2 separate regions of the Homo sapiens genome follow, and region 2 is linked to region 1. The links are chromatin loops, found by intact Hi-C in ENCODE. Cell type or tissue: heart right ventricle. All regions are shown on one strand. Links, peaks and the distances in the headings refer to the core of each region. The heading gives the core; the rest is flanking DNA. Region 1 overlaps ANO10 (anoctamin 10). Region 2 overlaps ANO10 (anoctamin 10).

Region 1 (10,402 bases), core at 987-8,986:
CCTTGACTCTCCGTAGCCCCCTTTCTCATCAAAAGCCATCTCCTAAGCCCTGCTTAGACCTGGATAAGAAAGGGCCAGCCAGTCCCCTCCCCAAGCCAAATGCAGAGGGCTCAGCTTCCAGGAGCCATCATGAGCCGCCCTGTGGGAGACAGGCCAGGCTCAGAAAACATGAGAATGGTCAGGAGTTGAGAGCACCTTCCTGAGGTGCTGCAGATCTAAAGGATCCTTAGGAGGGTAAATTAAAGCAGCAGACAAGGACTTTTGATTGACAGTCTGTGAAAGGGGCTTCTCCCACTGAAAGCCACAGGGAGCATGGTATTGCTTCCAGCCCTGGGTGGCACTTGGGGCTCTCAAGATGAGTAGCCAGGTACTGGGGGTACCAGCCATGTTTGCGCTCAGAGTTTTGTTTTTCCATAGGTGAATCACTGTTATCAAAAATCTGTTTGAAGCCAACTTCCACAGTATTATAGTTATTCATTTATTCAACGAATAGGGCAGAGCTGTAGTGGTGTTTTCTAGCCATAAAACCGAAGTGACTGGGAGCTTCAGGGCTGGGGTAGGGGAAGGTAGGAGCAGCAGAACTGTCCCCTACGCCGCTGCCTGACTTGTGGGAACAGGCTCTCCCTTCTGACACCTCCCTGGAAGTCTCCCATCCTGCCCTCGAGGAGGGCACCTCTATCTTGACGTCACCCTCACAGAGACTTCATGGGTTGTTCCCAGTGAGGATGGGGGCGGAGGGGTGAGTGTAAGTCCTGTGGCTGTACTAGGGACAAAAGGCTGGTGAGAAACATCTGATGATTTGGGGCATCTGTTCTGTGCCAGGGACTTCATGGACAACAATACTTGCAGCCACCCTGCAAAATAGGCACTATTGCTCTCACTGCAGATTTGGAAACTCCGGCTCAGTGAGGTCAAACTGCCAGGGTCGCTCAAAGCACAGGGGCAAAGCAAGCACTTGGTCCCAAGCCTGTGCCCCGTCCTCTCTCAGGCCCTGTCCGCCTATTCCCCTCATCCTGGCCATCCAGGGAGGAGGAGACGCCAGCTGCTTCTCATTTCAGTGTCCTTAAAATCCCTGCTGGTCTGGGCTCACACAGTGCGACATTGCATTTCCACCACACCAACTGTCTCCCATCTCCTCAGAGTCAGACCCAGGGACTTGCAGGAAGCTGCAGGCAGCATCAGAGTCACCACTTCCCTGGGGTCAAAGCCGCTGGCCAGGCTTCCACAGAGAGCAGAGGCCTCGGCCACTACTTAGGCTTCTGTGGCTCACCTGGTGTCCTGTTTTCTCTTAACAGCAAATGAAGCTCGTGACCGAGAACCTGAAGGAGGAACCAATGGAAAGCGGGAAGGAGAAGGCAACCTGAGTGCCCAGCGTGCCCAGCTGCCCTGTTGGCAGAGGCCTGTGTCTGTGCCACACCTGCCACGGTGGCAGGGGGGGTACCCGGGGCAGCATCGTGGCTCCTGAACCCAGACCCAATGCTTAGCCAAACGAAGTGGCTCCCATGTGGCAAGCACCCTTCTCAGTTTCGCAGTGGCTTGGCTCGGGATCCTTGGCAGTTCCCCCAGCCCCACCCTGTCTGCTCCTTCCCAGTTCCTTCCCGGGCCCCACACGCTGCTCCAGCTGCCAACTTTGCTGCAGAGCCACTGCCGCCCTTGAGCCTCTCACCATGAGTGAGCCACCAGCTCTCCACGTTCCCCTCATAGCAGTGTCACTCCCAACCCCACCATGGCCCAGGGACCCGTGGACAGGTTGGGGATGGGGTGTGTGCCCACTGTGCTCATCACAGGAGCCTCAGTTGAGAGTGAGCGGGGTACAGTAAGGCAGTGCTTCCCACACTGGACCTCTTTCCTGGTTCTCTTTTGCAATACATTAACAGACCCTTTATCAACATAAACAATAGTAACTGAGCTATTAAAGGCAACCTCTCTGACTCCTTCTGCCTACATAGGTACCGCAATGGGCTTCCCTTTTCTGAAGCACTTGGTGAGGTCACTGAAGGTGGAGCGGTGAGATCAGGAGCCCAGGGTGAGGGGCTTGGCTGGAGGCCAGGCACCAAAGCTTGTAGCTGAAGGCTGGGCCATTTTTGAGAACTGCTGCTGGTGGTGCCCACCTACAGGGACACTAGGGCTGCTTTCACATGCAGGGTGTACCCATGGTGCCAAGCCAAGGGCCAGCAGCCACTCCTGGTGCCCTGGCCTGGGCTTGGGCTTGCAGAGAAAAGGGCCCTCCTTGCCCAGTGGTGCTGCCCACCTCCCTAGCTGTGTCCATGGACTGCCCTGCATTCACAGGCACAAGAATGCCATGTAGGCCAGTGCTGCCCACGTATACAGCCCTTCCCACCAGCGCTGGCCGTCCTGCTGTAGCCAAGACACTACAGACCCGTGGGCACCTCCACTCGGACAGCAGCAGATGCCCTGGCCCACCCGGAGAAGGTGAGAAGGTGAAGAGCGGGGAGGGCCGCCATGCTTCCTGGTTGGCAGAGGCCTGTTTCCCTCACCTCAGGAGTCGGGCATCTTGATCCCTCCTCCACCTCAGAGATGGGGCAGCCTCCTCAAGCCAATTCAAGCACCACTTGTCTTTGGAGGTCCCGACTCTCCCTGTCTGCCCCTTCATGGGTGTTTGTGTTGGTCCCGTGAGCCCATTCTGTTTTACAGAGTGGACACATGTCAGTGAGCTTTGTCCCTGCCCTTACATGGGATGAGCCACTCCAGGGCCTTGTTATTCGGCGGTTGTTCAGTGTTTGACAGACAGTTTCTAGAACAGGCTCATGTTTGGAAATGTCAGTGAATGGCAGCCACCAATATAGGCCTGAGTCTTGAGACCCAGGATCTTTACTCCATTTCAGCCTGGGCGCCTGTTTGCTGGGAAAGGAGAGGGTTGAAATGGCGCTCTTGGCACCAGCTCTTAGTGTCCCCCTATCCCCCAGAGCCCGGCTTTGGGAGTCAGTCGCATGAATGCAATTGGTTGTGAACCAGTGGGTCCTGGATTCCCGGAACGTGAAGCCACCAAATCACTTGCCACCTGCAGTGCCGCAGAGCCAGGTAGCCTCCTCCCAGCACTGTGACTGTGCCCTTCCCAGAAGCCGCCCATCTGCCCTTCCTCAGCGTCTGATTGGGCACAACTACACCACTTAACTAAGCCTTAGCCAGTCACTGCACAGGGGAGAACGGGACCCTCCAATGGGGCCAGACCTCAGGCACAAGGCCACGGGGGAGGGTGGATGTGGAACCAATTGGGTTGTGTCAAAAGGGATATTGGCAGGACGGGGAGGTTGCCGCGGTTTGCTAGGCTCTAGCTGGCTGGAGCTGTGGCGAGTTCCTCTTCTGTATCCCCCGGCCTGTCGTGGGTGCCATCTGGCACGCCGCAGGTGCTCAGGACTCAATGGCATAGTTGGAAGAGTAGGGGTAGAGGAACAGCGTGTCTGCTGCTTCACATTCTATAGCTCCCTCGCATCTAAGTTGGACTGAGGAAGACATCTAGGCCGATGCCGTCCCACCCACACCCTGGCCTCACACAGCCATTCCCTGCGGTCACGGTCCCCGCCTGGAACCCTGGGGGACCCCCTTCCCTGCACCTCACTTCATCCCCCAGCCCTTCTGGCCACTGGCTCGCCCACTGTTCTCTCGTTGCTGGCCTCACCTCAGCCTCAGATCCAACCCCACCACGCCCCCCACGAGCCTCTTGCGGGCCCACCCTCCCTGGCGGTGCTGCCTTAGGGGCCCCTGGTGACCCTACCCAAGAGAACCTCCCCACTTTGACCACCCAGTTCCCCCGACACCCCTGAGGACTCCAGAGGGTGAACTCCCCCCGCCCCCCGCCCCCCGCCCGACGGTTCCAGCCCGCCTTCCTCCATGGCTTCCAAGAGCTGGGAGGTACCAGCCCCGCGCCCGGCCAAGAAAAGTGCCCAGAGACAGAGCAGCCAAGAGTCAGGAGGCTGAGACTGCAGCGGCCCCTGAGGGACGGACAGGGGCAGGTAGGAAAGGCTTCGGAACCCGGGTCCAAACTCCTCATGGCTTAGAGGAGGGAGGCCCACGCCAGGGAACCACAGGAGACTGAACCCAGGTATTTGGATCCCAGGCCCAGAGCTCTCCCGGCACTGGACAGCTTCCAAGGAGGACAGCTGGAGAGCAGCTGTCGGGCAGGGCGTGGGAAAAGAACCTCGGCCACCCGGGGGAGGCCCCAGTGAGTTAAGCCCAGGCCCCGTTCTCACGCGCAAGCCCGTTCCACCTGCGACCTCGGAGAAGGGTTCCCAGGGAGCCCCCCGCCCCTGCAAGTTGCTCAGACGGGCTCTAGGTGCCCCGCGGCTCCTGCGGTATCTGCGCAGACAGCCCTGCCCGAGCGCTCCTGCCTCACCTCAAAAGTGGCCAGGGAGGTCGTGACTGTCGCATGCATCCCTAACCTGCCTCCCTCAAGCCATGAGATACAGGCTGTCTCCAAGTCCCACAGATTGTCACTGGGACTTGACCCCAGTGGGGGTTTGGCCGCAGGCCCAATTCACTTCACAGCCCAACTCTTCTCTTTCACACAACCAGCGCAGACCGTGTTGAGCCCTGTGCTGGTGACATTTCCTAGGTGCCCTCCCCATGGGGGAGGGCTGTCCCACTCCACACAGGCGGCTCCTCTCACTCTCCAGTGCACTAAAGCCCCACACAGAGGCCAACAGAAACCCCAGAGCATCCCAGGGCTGCAGCCTCCGGGCAGGGGGATCAGGCAGTGGACCCTTCCCCCTCATGGTGGCCACACTGCCAAACTCCCCATCAGCAGCTCAAAAGCTCAGACTTGAGAACAAATCTTTATTTTAGCAGCTTCACTAGCAAATAAGAAGCGAATGCTCATGGCCAACCAGCCCTGCAGCAAAGCTGGATGGCCAAGAGCCCTCTGGGTCACTGTTGCCTCACGTTGTCCCCATTTAATAAAGGAACCCTGAGGCTTGCAGGGTTCAAGTGATTTCTCCACAGCCCATGTCCACCCACATCTGTCCTTTGCCATCTGTGCCAAGCCCCGCTTCCACACAGGCTCTGCCCGGCACCTGAGACCCGTGTTCCCAGCCTCAAACCCTGTGGCTCCTGCCCTTCTTCCAGCACAAAAGTAGCAACAGGAAGAAGGAAGGCCGAAGGCCACACACTGAGGACCGAAGGGTCCAGACTGGTCCTTACTAAGTTTTAAGAACCCCATGACCCTGCAAGGACAGTGCCTGGCCAGTGCCTTGATAAACAGCCAGACAGTGTGGGCCTTGGTGAACTTCTTGCCAGTAGCTGAGTCTACAGGGTTGCCAGGCTCCAGGCCTCCCTGCATGCCCTCTACGCCCCATCCAAGGGACCTGACAGAACCTGGAGCCTCCAGCACCTCTGGAAGCCCAACAGGACACAGCCAGGGGAGCTGTGTCCTCAGGCTTGGGAACACCCTTCTGTCCCGACCACAAGATGGGCCACAGCCACTTGAGAAGGAAGATGCTTTTCCTGGTCCTGGGAAGGGAACCAGTCAGGTAGGCACCGTGGAAGGGTGTGGGGAGCCGCTTCCTAACTCTCCAGGAGTCAAAGTTAGGAGGTCTTGTTCGCTAGCCCAGGGCCCCAGTCAAGGCCTGCACCAGGGTGGGCAGGGAGCCTGAAATCAAGGCCTTGTGGCTGGAGCCAGGCTCAGCAACAGGGCCTCACGTTCCTCTGAGTGTGGCCACAGACCTTGGGAGAGCATCGCCTAGACCTTGTTCCATGCAGATGCCCAGTGCCACCACCCAGGCCTGAGAAGCCACATGGTGATGGTTTGGCCCAGGAATCTGTATCTTTAACAATGCTTGCATTGGATGCTGTTGCACGCTGAAATCCGAGAACCACAGCAGGTTAAAGAGCCTTGCTGGTTTCTGCCCAAGAGCAGCTGATGCTAAAGGCCCCTGCAGAGCCAGCCTCCTTCCCTGCCAACTTGCCACCATGGGGGCAGGTCTGGGGTGCTTCTATGGGGCTGCCAGGGATCTAGAGCCACAAGCATCCTGGGCCTGAACAGGATCCAGGACAGAAAGGAGCAACAAGGTATGGGACCCAAGAGACCAGTTTCTTCCCCACCTGGCGTTAGATGACTGACATCTCCCACCATCCTCTGTAAGCCTTGGAGATTCTTGGGCAATTCAGAGTTGGCAGCAATCTCCACTCAGCAGGGAGGAGACCCTTGACTTCCTGCTGATTGGTATGTGGGGGCCTCACATGATAGACAAGAGAGGTCTGATGAAGTTTGTCCCCTAAGTTTGTGGCACAGATCACGCTGATTGCATTTGGCTCAAGAAAGGTGGCCTCCTCGATAGATCTTATAGTGCTGGTGAATTTCTTCAGTGAAAGGGGAAAACAGTGGCACAGAGCACATGGATTATGAGGCTCCTTCCCTTGTATTATTCCCACCCACCCATTATTACCTCCTGTTTTCACCGGAGAGTCCCACGGCCCAGGGGGTGGATAGATGCAGTCACTGCAAGAAGTGGAGGCAGAGCTTCAATAAATCCAGGCCAGCTGACCCTCTGTGGGAGAAAGGAAAACGCACCCCCAAGTCTCCCAAGGCCCAGGCCTGGGCAACCAGCTGAGGTGTGAAGAGCTTCTGGCCAAATCATCAAATTAATGTGTGCTCAATACAAGGAAAATCACTGTATATTTCTGAAAAATTAACCAGAAGGGCAACAGTAGGGTAGACGTGGATACGTGGATATGTACCTCCCTTTACATAACTGTCCGGCTCAGAAAACAGAAACCAAAGGTGTCTCCATCCTAAGGGAGACTGAAGAGCAACTCACCGTCACCTCTACCTCCCCTTCCCAGAACACAAGGCCACAAACTGGCACCCAGAGTTTGTCCTAGCAAGTGGGGTCAATAAAGACAGGGAGGGCAATAGTGTGGCACAAACGACTGTTTTCTGGGACTTGCCCGCCCTTCTGCCACCATACTGGGGTGGCCTGCCTGGTCATGGTGCCCTTGTAAGCCGTTTGCTGCAGGAGCTGCTCTCCAGCTATAAATGGCTCTGTAGCTGCTGGCATTTGCACCACAACAGAAGGAAGAATGCAGGCTGGGATTTGCAGTAATAATCTGAATCCAGTGACGTGGCAGGCCTCCACCTAAAATACGTCCACTGATGCAGGATTTTGCTGCAATTCTTGCACAAACATGTTGATGACATTGATTCCTAATGGACAGAAGGCATCTTAGGGACTGAGAGGCACTTCTTGCCTAGTTCCAATTTCCTCTCAGACAGCTGGTCCCAGGGAATGGCCACCCAGACCAGGGAAGCTACCTAGAGCTGGAATTCTTTGGGAAATGTTGTGAGCCCAGGTCTTAGCCCCTGAATCTGAATGGTTCCTCATCATGAGGTGTAAGAAGTGGCTTCACCTAGTTTCATCTACATGCCTACAATCTCTTAGGACCAGATGTGTCACGGAATTTTGACTTGTTCAGGTGTTAGAAAGGTAACAAGATGCATATACATGTGTTATGCTGTTATGCAACAGCTTGAGTGTGGTATAAAGTGGACTCCTATAGTCAATTGCCTTAATATTGCTTTCCTCAGCCCTCTGTTACCAGAAGGTCAAAGGCAAAGTTGAGATAGTGCCATCTTCTCACACCTCTCCCCACCCAGCTGGGCAGCCTGAGGAGTGGGCTCCAGGATCAGGTAAACAGTGCATCCCTGGCCAAGACTCTTTTCTGAGCCTCATTGCCCCCTGCAAATGAAATGCAAACAACAGCCTGCCCTGCCCATCCCTTTCTGTGGGGTTCCATCAAAATAACAATTCTGCATTCTCTGGCTTTTAAGCCTCTGAAGTCTGCCTTTGAGAAGAGGTTCACACACCATGCCTCTTTTGCCCAAACACTTTTTTTTTTTTTTTTTTTGAGACGGAGTCTCCCTCTGTCGCCCAGGCTGGAGTGCAGTGGCACGATCTCAGCTCACTGCAAGCTCCGCCTCCTGGGTTCGCGCCATTCTCCTGCGTCAGCCTCCTGAGTAGCTGGGACTACAGATGCCTGCCACCACGCCTGGCTAATTTTTTCTATTTTTTAGTAGAGACAGGGTTTCACCATGTTAGCCAGGATGGTTTTGATCTGACCTCGTGATCCACCCGCCTCCGCCTCCCAAAGTGCTGGGATTACAGGCGTGAGCCACTGTGCCCAGTCTTTTTTTTTTTAGATGGAGTCTTGCTCTGTTGCCCAGGCTGGAATGCAGTGGTGCAATCTTGGCTCACTGCAACCTTCGCCTCCTGGGTTCAAGCAATTCTCCTGCCTCAGCCTCCCAAGTAGTTGGCATTACAGGCGCCTGCCACCACACCCAGCTAATTTTTGTATTTTTAGTAGAGACAGGGTTTCACCGTATTAGCCAGGCTGGTCTCGAACCCCTGACCTAAGGTGATCGGCCCGCCTCGGCCTCCCAAAGTGCTAGGATTACAGGCATGAGCCACCATGCCCGGCCCTCCTCTGAGACTCTTTTCGTGGCACACAAGTCATGAGTCAGTGGACAGGCAACGAGAATTTCGGGTTGAGAGCAGCATGGGTGAGCTAGAGAGAGCTGTGGAAGGGAAGGTGTCCAGGCAGAGCCAGGGGCAGGAGCAGTGTAGCTAAGAGGGAAAGAATTCCCATTTCCAAGACCCTCCATTCCATTCTTGAGTGCCCACCTGTGTTCTAACCACCTCTCTCCTCACACTTCCAGAGAGGCCCCCACAGTACCTACTCCTAGGTTTTTTTAAAATTCCCCTTGGCCTCAGGGTGACCTCTGGCTCACAGGCTGCACAGCCTTTATGAGAATTCTCAGGCTCACCTGCTGGTGTCCCACTCTCTGGCTTCACTCCCCACCTCCACATTTGAGTGGTCCCTGGGCTTCTGTCTCGGGCCTTTGCTGCCTTCTCTGGGCCTAAGCTCTCACCAAAGTCTCCCATTCTCAAGGGTGAGAGCATTCCTCAATACTTGCAGAGCACAGAGCTACAAAGGAATCCCTTGGCCAGGTGCAGAACCCACAGGTGCAAAATGAAAATGCAATGCCCTTTTTCAAACATTATTAAGAATTTTATCTTAGGCTGGGTGCAGTGGCTCACACCTGTAATTCCAGCACTTTCAGAGGCAGAGGCGGGTGGATCACCTGAGGTCAGGAGTTCAATACCAGCCTGGGCAACATAGTGAAACCCCGTCTTTACTAAAAATACAAAAATTAGCCGGGTGTGGTGGTGCACGCCTGTATTCCCAGCTACTCAGGAGACTGAGGTGGGAGAATCACTTGAGCCCAGGAGGTGGAGATTGCAGTGAGCTGAGATCGTGCCACCACACTCCAGCCTGGCAGAGTGAGACTCTGTCAACAACAACAACAACAAAATTTTATTTTATTTTTCAACTTTTAAGTTCAGAGGTACATGTGCAGGTTTCTCATATAGGTAAAACTGGTGTCATGGAGGTTTGTTGTACAGATTATTTCATCACCCAGGTATTAAGCCTAGTATCTATTATTTTTCCTGTCCTCTCCCTCATCCCACCCTTCACCTTCAGGTAGGCCTCAGTGTCTGTTGTTCCCTTCTATGTGTCCATGTGTTCTCATCATTTAGCTCCCACTTATAAGTGAGGACTTGTGGTATTTGGTTTTCTGTTCCTGTGTTAGTTTGCTAAGGATAACAGCCTCCAGCTCTATGCATATTGCAGCAAAAGACAAGATCTTGTTCTTCTTTATGGCTGTGTAGTATTCCATGGTGTATATGTACCACATTTTCTTTATCCAGTCTATCATTGATGGGCATTTAGGTTGATTCCATATCTTTGCTATTGTGAATAGTGCTACAGTGAACATAAATGTGCATGTCTCTTTATGATAGAACGATTTATATTCCTTTGGGTATATATCAAAAGTATATACCCCTTGGTATGTTGATAGTTCTGTTTTTAGCTCTTTGAGGAATTGTACTTTCCACAATGGCTGAAATAATTTACACTTCCACCAACAGTGTATAAGAGTTCCTTTTTCTCCACAACCTCACCAGCGTCTGTTTTGACTTTTTAATAATAGCCATTCTGACTGGTGTGAGAATGGTATCTCATTATGGTTTTGATTTGAATTTCTCTAATAATCAGTAATGTTGAGCTTTTCTTCACATGCTTGTTGGCCACATGTATGTCTTCTTTCAAGATGTGTCTGTTCATGTCCTTTGCCCACATTTTAATGGGGTTGCTTTCTTCTTATACATTTAAGTTCCTTATAGATGCTGGATATTAGACCTTTGTCAGATGCATAGTTTGCAAAAATTTTCTCCCATTCTGTAGGTTGTCTGTTTACTCTGTTGGCAGTTTCTTCTGCTGTGCAGAAGCTCATTAGTTTAATTAGATCCCATTTGTCCATTTTTGTTTTTGTTGCAATTGCTTTTGGCATTTTTGTCATGGAATCTTTGCCCATTCCTGTGTCCAG
Region 2 (10,402 bases), core at 1,681-9,680, 59 kb before region 1:
CGAGGTGGGTGGATCAGTTGAGGTCAGGAGTTCGAGACCAGCCCAGCCAACATGGTGAAACCCTGTCTCTACTAAAAATACAAAAATTAGCTGGGTATGGTGGCACACACCTGTAATCCCAGCTACTCGGGAGGCTGAGGCACGAGAATCGCTTGAATCTCGAAGGTGGAGGTTGCAGTGAGCCAAGATCACGCCTCTGCACTCCAGGCTGAGTGACAGAGTGAGACTCTGTCTCAAAAAAAAAAAGGTTCAGGGTAAAAGTTGGACCAAAGATATCGTATGTAACAACCGCCTCTCACTCTCTTTTGCTGACTCAAGGCTTTGCTGCATGGTTGACACTGCTACATGGGCCACCCAAGTTTATGCCACCAACCAGGAGAGACAAACATTTTCATCACAATTCCTGTTTAGTCTCACTGCCCAGGAGGTCCTATAAGGTACAAAAGGTTACCTCCTTTTCAGAAACTCAAAAAATTAACTGGCCATGACTTCAGTTCACTTGCTGAACTAGTGCCATTTCTAGGATGGAGAATAGATTTCTCATTTTTCTTTAATCTGACATTTAACTATCTGCTTTGTAACTATGAGTAGCCTCAACTCACTGGGCTCCTCCCACGTAACAAAAGCAGAGAGAGCTTCTGTCAGGTAACCTGGTCAGTTTGTGGGACCAGATCAGAAATTGAGTTATTGAAAACATATTTGGGTGAAGTCTCACTATTAAGTGACCAGATATTGATAGTAAGCTTATCAGTAGAAATTATTACTTATGGATAGTTATTATGTTTAATTTATACCTTAATTGCTACTTTTCAACTCAAGTCTCATTTTATGGGCAAAATATGATTGAGAAATTTGACAGTCCTTAAATAGGGTTGTGCATTTTACATGTAAACCCTTGTGAAAAACACATGTACTTAGACCCTATGCCCTGAAGATTCTTCTTCCCTAAATCGAAGGTGGCGCCCAGGGACTTACATTTTTTTTAAAATGCTCCTGTGTCTCCACCCCACTTTTATCAATCCCCACCCCCCAGCAAAAATAGATTCCCAAGCATGGCCAGGTGAGTGCCAAGAACAAGCAAGTTTGAGGCCACCTTGTGCCACCTGTGGACAAGTCAGGTGGCCTCTTCGCACCTCAGTTTTTTATTTTTATATATTTTTTTTTCATAAAATGAAAGACTGGATTCCCCAGTCTATGGGAAGGCCCAAGAAATCTCCTTTTTAAACCAGCACATCAAGTGATTCTAATTCAGGGTCCTTGGATCCCATTTGGAGACATGCTCTGTGGATTCAGTTATTCTTCTCAGCTTGTGACAGGAGGAGTGGTGGTGGATTGCTGAAATGAATGTGGGAAGGAAATGTACTGAAAACAGATCTTTTTTGGTACAAATAGGAAGCTATGTGTGTTTCTAAATATATAGGCAAATTAGACATACTTGAAGGTGGGAGGCAAACTGAGGAAAATAAAATAGTTTACTTTGCATAGGGCATTTTCAAATGATTAGGCTTTATTTGGCTGAAACCTTTACAAAGAATTGTAGACAGTAAATATCATCCTAGTGATGCCCTTTTATTTCTCTTCAAATTGATTTATTCATCTCTCAGTCATTTTAAGATCCAATTAAAAATAGAAAGGATTCTAATGCAGGAACCATTTGATAACTCCGTGGCCTGGAGCACAAGGACAACATCCACTTAACCTGCTTCTGGGCAGTCAGCCCTCCTGGGAGCCCAGAACACACAGAAGCCAGGGAGCAGGGCTGGCTGCCTAGAGCCTTTGAGAAAGAAAACAGCCTCAGGAATCAGTTAAATGAACAAGAGAAGGACTTTAAGGAGACACTACTAATTATAGCTCTCAGGGGCCTCAAATTAGGTGTAGGACCCTTAACTAGACAGGCCAACTGGGCCAGGCCTTATCAAATAATGTCTTTGTTTTTTAGAGTTAAGTGTATTTAAATTAATTTATGTTAATGGAAAAACCAAACTCTGTAAGATATTTAAAGAGGTTTATTCTAAGCCAATATGAGTGACCATAGTCCCAGGGAACAGTCTCGAGGTCCTGAGAAAGTGCCCAAGGCAGTCACGTTACAGTTTGGTTTCATTATGCATTTTAGGGAGACAGAAGTTACAGAGAAAGACATAAATAAATACATGTGAGGTATACATTGATGCGATGTGAAAGGTGTGGAGGCGGGGGAGGGATGGGCTTACAGGTCATAGGTGGATTCAAATTGGCAATTGGTTGAAAGAGTCAAGCTTTGTCTAAAGACCTGGAGGCAGTAGAAGGAAATGCCTGAGTTAAGATAAAGGGGTTTGTGGAAGCCAAGGTTCTTGTTGGGTAGATGGTAGCACCCTTCAGAGGGGATACATGGTAAATGTTTCTTCAGACCTTAAGAGGTATCAGACTCTTGGTTCATCTCTCCTAGATCCAGGAAAGGACTGGCTGTATTAATGGATATTCTCTACAGACGCAGATTTCCCCCACAAGAGATAGTATTGTGGAACCATTTCAAAATACGTCAAAGAAATATATTGTGGGGTAAAATATTTGATTTCCTTTGGGGTCTGCTATCTGTCATGTGATGCTGTACTGCAGCCAGGTTGCAATTTGTTATCTTACTGCCACAAAGGGTCTGTTTTGACAGTCTAATGATCTCTATTTTAATGTTAATGCTGGTGGTAGTCATTTGTACCTAAACTCCAAAAGGGAGAATGTATAATGAGGCCTGCCAACCTCCCTGTCATGGCTGAGAATTCAGCTTTCCAGGATTCTCTGAGGTCCCTTTGGCCCAGGGGAGGGGGTCCGTTCTGTTAGTTGAGCAGCTTAGGATTTTATTTTTGGTTTATATTTAAGTATTCAGTGTTAAATTAGGTTAAATATTAACCTAATTTAATAGGTTTTTTTCAACATTTCGTAAGAACTTCTGAACTTCTTCCCCCCGCTCCATTTGTGCTCTCAAGTTAAGGTAAATAGAGGCTGGGCACAGTGGCTCATGTCTGTAATCCTAGCACTTTAGGAGACCAAGGCAGACAGATAGCTTGAGACCAGCCTGGGCAACATGGCAAGACCTCATCTCTATTTAAAAAAAAAAAAAAAAAAAAAGTTACAGTAAATACATAAGCATTTTTAATGGAAACTGTAAAATTTTACAGCCTAGAATTAAGGTGCTAAAGTATTTGACTATTGAATAGGTAATCACATATTAATCTGCTAACATCTAGTTCAGAATGAAATGTTAAATCCAAATACAGAATTAGCCTCTAACAAAGCCAATAGCCACAGTCCTTAGGAAGGGGTGGTCTACTTCCTGGGGCCCCAAGTCAGGTCTAGGCCCAGTAAAAAGTACCAAAGTTTATGGTATATCTATCATTTGGGTGGCCTGTCTGAGCCTGCCTCTCCCTTTCTTCTTTCACTGGAAGGTTTGTCTTCCAGCCCTGTCACCACCCAAAGGGTTCATTTCGCCCGCTGCCCAGATAGAGCCAATTTATCAAGACAGGAGAATTGCACTAGAGAACTAGTTTAATTCATGCAGAGCAGGTTGAACATGAGAGCAGTTTTATTATTACTCAAATCAGTCTCCCCAAAAATTCAGACTAGAGTTTTTCAAGGATAGTTTGGTGGGTAGGGGGCCAGGGAATGGGGAGTACCGACTAATTGGATCAGAGGTGAAATCACAGTGAGTCAAAGCTGTCTTCTTCAGCTGAGTCAGTTCCTGGGTGAGGGCCACAGGACTGGTTGGTGAATCTGGTGGAGCCATCAGTCCTCAGAAATGCAAAAACTGGAAAAGAGATTTTAAAAGACCGATCTTAGATTCTACATGTTATCTGCAGGAGTAACTGGGGAAGTTGCAAGTCTTGTGGCTAATTTGTTAGTTTTATAAAGGTGGTCTGGCTCCCAGGCAAGAAAGGAGTTTGTTTCAGGAAAGGACTGTTAATCATCTTTGTTTCAAAGTTAAACTATAAACTAAGTTTCTTCCAAAGTTAGTTCGGCCTTTGCCTAGGAATGAGCAAGGGCAGCTAGCTTAGAGGTTGGAAGCAAGATGGAGTTGGTTAGATCAGATCCCTTTCAGTGTCATAACTTTCTCACTGCAACGATTTTTGCAAAGGAGGTTTCAGCCCTGTGTAGCTGCAGAGAAGTGACTTGACCTTCCTGTATTAGAGTCCCCCCAACACTCAAATGGGGCAAAGTCAGAATGAGGCTGGAATGAGGCAATGTGAGTAAGACCCATTATGGAGCAGTGTGTTGGGGGAATGAGGATGATGAGGGAGGAGGAGGACCAACTCATGCATTCGCTGGGTGAACCCAGCAAGGAATTCTAGGATAAAATGGTACCGTAACATCAGATTTGCCTGGAGAGTCAGAATTCTACCTTTGTGGCAATCCCACCTATTTTCATGACCTAACACAGCTGGGCTGTAATAACAATGAGGTAGTAACAGCTGACATGTAGTGTGTGAGAACATGAGCCAGGCACTGTTCTAAACCTTTTGCATGTGCCAGTGTCTCTTCAGAACAGCTCTCCACGGTAGGGTCTGTTAGCCATTTGCAGGTAATTTTTTGCACAGTAAATTTCTCTCCAATTGATAAAATGATAACCTCCTTTAAAGATGATTAATGCACAAATAAATACTGGCTCCTTTGCACCTTTTGGGTCTAGCAAGATTCCCAAGCACTCCTACTTTGTAACTCTGACCACCAGTATACCTGCCCTCTGCAGTCAGCTTCACAGACCCCACCTCCTGGAGAAAGCCTTCTTCCCATTGTGTAACAGGAGCCTGGTGCCCATTTCTGTTCATTTGCCCCACTATAGTTTGTTCTGTTTCAGTCTCCCTTGTGAGCTGCGAGGTCCCCGAGGGCCAGGTGATGACTCACTCACTGCTGAGTCCCCTCACCCAGCATAGGGCCTGGCGCCCAATAGACTCTGAATAAATATCCACTTAATCAAACTGAGTTTGTTGACTCACATGTAATTCACAAGCCAATATATTAAATAAATAAGGACAAATGATGTCCTTGGACAAAAAAAAGAGTCTTAAAATAGATACTCTGGCAGAAATGGAAACAGGTCATGTGCCTTTCTGGGATCACTGGGGAAGAGAATGCATTCTGAAGAATTGTATGTGGACACTTTAGAAGGACCACATACCTTGCCTTGATAAAGCTCAAATCCTTTTTTTTTTTTTTCCAAAAAAAATCTGACTGTGATTGACATCAGTAACAAGAGTAGCTCCCCAAGATTGTAAAATAACCCCAAATCACGCAAGAAAGAATTCTAAAATAGTTTGTACTTTGCACTTGTACTTGTTAGCTAGAAAACTAATTCAGGCTCTGGAGCAATCCTCCTTTTATCACTGATGGGTAGACTTTTTCCTCCTGTATTTTATGTTTTCACTAGAGAAAAATTTCTTTAAAGTGCACAGAGGCATCCAGACAGTAAAATAAAACTACAGCTCTTCTGATCGTTGTCTTCCTCAGTAAACAATGTATGTAAGTGACTACTTATCTCATTGGTTTGCTAAGCAAACTGTAAAATTTATATATCTTAATATTCCCCGTAGATGTGAGAAACATGGCCAAATCATAGGCAGATTTATTTTTTCTTATGAAAACTACTGAATAGGCTGTGAAATGGAATAAAATTTACCATTTTTCAAGTCACCCCATTGATAGATTGGAAGCAATGTGGTAAGAGGGGGCCTGGAGGCACAGGTCCATTCCACAGAGAAAGGCCTTGGGGCCACTATGCTGTAGAAGTGATGGCTGTGTGCTTGGGACCATTTTCACAGATGTCATTCAAATGTATTTGCATTGGTAAAGAAAAAACTTGCCTCATAATAAATTCTAGAGATATCAGAATGCTTAAAACTATATTTAAAAACAACAAAAAAGGGTGGGCGCGGTGGCTAACACCTGTAATCCCAGCACTTTGGGAGGCTGAGGCAGGCGGACCACAAGGTCAGGAGTTTGAGACCAGCCTGACCAACATGGTGAAACCCCGTCTCTACTGAAAATACAAAAATTAGCCGGGCATGGTGGCACGCACCTGTAATCCCAGCTACTCAGGAGGCTGAGGCAGGAGAGTCGCTTGAACCCGTGAGGCAGAGGTTGCAATGAGCTGAGATCTCACCACTGCACTCCAGCCTGGGCGACAGAGCGAGACTCCATCTCAAAAAACAACAATAGCAACAACAACAAAAAAGATGTATTCTTTTTTAAAGTTAGAGTTCCAATCTCATATTCTGTATTAGATTAATAATTGCATTGCCATGATGGTCAACATATGGGAGAGCAGCTCTTCTTTTGCAGGTAAATGCCTAGGATTGGCTTATGTATCCATTTATTTACTTTTTATTAAATATTTTAGGAAATTAAAAGATTATACTGTTAGATGAAAAAGTTATGAAGAGGGAGGTAGAGATTTTATGTTACACGTATTTTACCACAATAAAAAAACTTTTTTTTTTGGAGACATGGTCTTACTCCGTCACTCAGGCTGGAGTGCAGTGGCACGATCACAGCTCACTACAGCCTTGACCTTCCAGGCTCAAACAATCCTGCTTCCTCAGCCTACCAAGTAGCTGGAACTACCAGTGTTAGCCACCACACCTCTCTAATATTTTGTATTTTTCTGTATATTTATAGTAGAGACAGGGTCTTGCCATGTTGCCCAGGCTGGTTTCGAACTCCTGGGCTCAAGTGATCTGCCCACCTGGGCCTCCTAAAGTGCTGGGATTACAGGTATGAGCCACCATGCCCAGTTCTTTTCTTTTCTTTATTTTTTGAGACAGGATGTCACTTTGTCACCCAGGCTGGAATGCAGTGGAATGCATGCTCACTGCAGCCTCGACCTCCCAGGCTCAAATGATCTTCCTGCCTCAGTCCCCCAAGTAGCTAGGACTATAGGTGTGCACCACCATGCCCAGCTAATTATTATTTTTATTTTTTGTAGAAACAAAGTTTCACCATGTTCCCCAGGCTGGTCTAGATCTTCTGAGCTCAAGCAATTCACCCACATTGGCCTTCCAAAGTGCTGGGATTACAAGTGTGAGCCACCGCTCCCAGCCCTGGCCAGTTCTTTTCTTGAGACAGTCTTGCTCTGTCATCTACCCTGGAGTGTGGTGGCGCAATCTGGGTTCCCTGCAACTTCCACCTCCTGGGTTCAAGCAATTCTCCCACCTCAGCCTCCCGAGTAGCTGGGACTACAGGTGTGTGCCTCCATGCCCAGCTAATTTTTGTATTTTTAGTAGAGACAGGGTTTCGCCATGTTGGCCAGGCTGGTCTCAAACTCTTGACCTCAAGTGATGCATCCATTTTGGCCTCCCAAAGTGCTGGGATTACAGGTGTGAGCCACCGTGCTTGGCCCCTGGCCAATTCTTTTTAAAAGATTATACTGTTGGCATCATCGAATTTAAAGATACTGGTCTATGACTACCAGACAAGAAGCTTTTTGGAAGCAGGATTACTCCAGAAATGTAGATTTATAATCGTTGAATGAAATAGTCATTAATTAAGTGAACATCATTAAGGTCAAAGCCCCATCCCTTTGTGCCTTTTTTCAACTATTAAGTGCTAATCCTTTGACTTTGAAATTATCCTGTGTGTGTTATAGTTGGGTATTAGATTCAGGAAACCATTATTAAATATTTAATATACTTTCCTACACCAAAAGTGTAGGAAACCACACTTAAAAAAAAACTTTGTTTTTAATTACTAGTAAACTGCTAAAATAGGAAATTTTTTGTTTACTGTAACAAACAGTATTCCTTTCCTTTCCTTTCTTTTTCCTTTTCTTTTTCTTTGTCTTTTTCCTTTGCTTTTGCTTTTTGTTTTTGTTTTTCTTTTTCTTTTTTGAGACAGGGTCTGGCTCTGTTGCCCAGGCTGGAGTACAGTAGCATGTTCACAGCTCACTGCAACCTGCAACCTGCACCTCCTGGGCTCAAGCTATCCTCACACCTCAGCCTCCTGAGTATCTGGGACTACAGGTGTGCGCCACCATGAAGGGCTAATTTTTGTATTTTTTGTAGAGACAGGGTTTCATCATGTTGCCCAGGCTGGTCTCAAACTCCTGGGCTCAAGCAATCCACCCTCCTCAGCCTCTCAAAGTGTTGGGATTACTGGCGTGAGCCACTGTGCCCAGCATATTTTTTACTTGATTTCCAATGCTATAGGATCTCAAGAATATGACTGAATATTATATTATGTAATAAACATAGAGAAACTGGGCTGAAATATATTAGTGATTGATAGGCTAGGAAATTTAGACTTTTAAAGTAAAGCCCTAAGAACAACATGTTTGCTCATTTGTTTCTTTCTCTTAAGAATAGAATGTAGAAAACAAGAAATGTTTGGATTTAAGAACTCTTTTAAATACTACCTAAAGGAAAATAATCACTTCATAAAGAAATAATGCTTATGAGAACATAAATAGTAATATAGTGAACCCATATGTAACTCAAAATGAAAATACAGATATTAAAATTCAGCAACAGCTGGGTGCAGTAGCTCACGCCTGTCATCCCAGCACTTTGGGAGGCCGAGGTGGGTGGATTGTTTGAGGTCAGGAGTTCAAGACCAGCCTGGCCAACATGGTGAAACCCCATCTCTACAAAAATACAAAGAATTAGCCAGCCATGGTGGTGCACAGCTGTAGTCCCAGCTACTGAGGAGGCTGAGGCAGGAGAATTGCTTGAACCCGGGAGGCGGAGGTTGCATTGAGCCAAGATCACACTCCAGCCTGGGCAACAGAGCAAGACTCCATCTCAAAAAAAAAAAAAAATGCAACAAATACTAATTGAATACATCTATGATTGAAACACAAAAATATATCAGAAGTTCTCTGCATCATATAATTGTCCAATGTTAGAGTTGAAAAATTCTATAGAAATGATCTTTTTAGGAATTCTGACTTTACAGATTAAGGAATGGATCTCCAGCTGTTGTTGTCAGCTTCTACGATGTTCTACAGTGATCCCTGCTGCCTAGTATTTATGCCCTTGTGGAGTCCTCTCCCACTTTGTATCTTGATTTTTCTGTGTGATCAGTAGAATACTGTAGAAATGACGTTATGTTTCTTCTGAGGCCAGGTCATTAAACAACATGATGGCTTCTGCCTTCTCCCTCTTGAATCACTCTTCCTCTTGCGAAGCTAGCTGCCATGTTGTGAGGACACTCAGCCAGCCAGTGTAGAAGCCTACAGGACTAGGAACATGGCTTATTGCCAACAACCATGGGAGCAAGTGATCTTGGAAACAGATTCTCTGGGCTAGGAGTTGGCAAACTTTTTCTGTAAAGGGCCAGATAATAAATACTTTAGGCACGTGGGCCATCCAGTCTCTATCACAGCTAATAGTTCTGCTGCTGTAATGCAAAAGCAGTCTTAGACATACGTAAATGAAAGAGCGTGGCTATGTTCCAGTAAACTTTGTTTACCGAACAGGCTGTAGGCCAGTTTTGGCTTAGGGACCTATTGCCATTCCCTTCTTTAGCCTTAGCTCTAAGCCTTTGAATGACTGCAGTTCCTGCCTACATCCTGACTATAGCTTTGTGAGAGACTCTGAGCCAGAGCCACCCAGCTGCTTCCAAATTCCTGACGCACAGGAAGTGTGAGATAATAAATGCTTGTTCTAAGCCACTAAGTTTTGGGATAATTTGTTACGCAGTAATAGATAACCAATGCATCAACAATCCAGGAAGGGAGGCTGGGTGACAGATGAACTGTTTGGCTATGAGTTAATCATTGTTGAAGCCAGGTGATGAGTAAGTTGGGGTTCATTATTCTCTCTACTTTTGTATAATAAAATGGAAAAAGAAAAGGAAATTGGTCACTAAGAAGGATATGTGATTTGTCTAAAATCAGACCCTCAGCACTTTGAAAAAGCCCATGCTGTACACCCAGGTCTCTGGCCCTAAAGTCCCATGTTCTCTTAGCTACCTCTCCCTGCATAAGTAACAACCAATAAAGATCTAGCCCTTTGGCTAAGTTTTCCTTCCAATTCTTTGTTTGTTTGTTTTGGTTTGGTTTTTGTTTTGAGACAGTCTCGCCCTGTCACCCAGGCTGGAGTGCAATGGCACTGTCTTGGCTCACTGCAACTTCTGCCTCCCAGTTTCAGACGATTCCCCTGCCTCAGCCTCCTGAGTAGCTGGGATTACAGGCACCTGCCACCACCCCCATCTAATTTTTTTATTTTTAGTAGAGATGGAGTTTCACCATGTTGCTCAGGCCAGTCTTTAACTCCTGACCTTGTGATCCGCCTGCCTCAGCCTCCCAAAGTGCTGGGATTACAGGCGTGAGCCACTGCGCCCGGCCTTCCTTACAATTCTTTACCACCTTAGTACCTCCAGTTTAACATCCAAGACAATTCTTTGGACTTTGATATCATTGCTGTTATCGAACCATCCTTGA

What was found. Peaks named below come from ENCODE experiments on the same cell type or tissue, not always from the same donor. Only the 100,000 strongest peaks of a DNase experiment are listed, where the experiment ranks them.
Region 2: a loop joins it to region 1, with 6 times the contacts of the local background. A loop is called at or near these places in 1 of 110 quality-filtered maps.

Annotation. Positions count from the first base shown.
Region 1 is chr3:43,357,868-43,368,269 of GRCh38, reverse strand. It overlaps ANO10 (anoctamin 10), which reads left to right. Exons shown (of 13, transcript NM_018075.5): 13 at 1,296-2,422. The coding sequence ends at 1,364. Among named protein-coding and RNA genes, the nearest start is that of SNRK-AS1, 11 kb to the right of the region's middle. In heart right ventricle, for the core only: no CTCF peak of the experiment used is centred there; DNase peaks (open chromatin) are centred at 4,119 and 4,481; H3K27ac peaks cover 6,324 bases.
Region 2 is chr3:43,417,901-43,428,302 of GRCh38, reverse strand. All of the region lies in intron 12 of ANO10 (anoctamin 10), which reads left to right. Among named protein-coding and RNA genes, the nearest start is that of SNRK-AS1, 71 kb to the right of the region's middle. In heart right ventricle, for the core only: a CTCF peak has its summit at 1,752; DNase peaks (open chromatin) are centred at 1,732, 4,850 and 9,561; H3K27ac peaks cover 5,811 bases.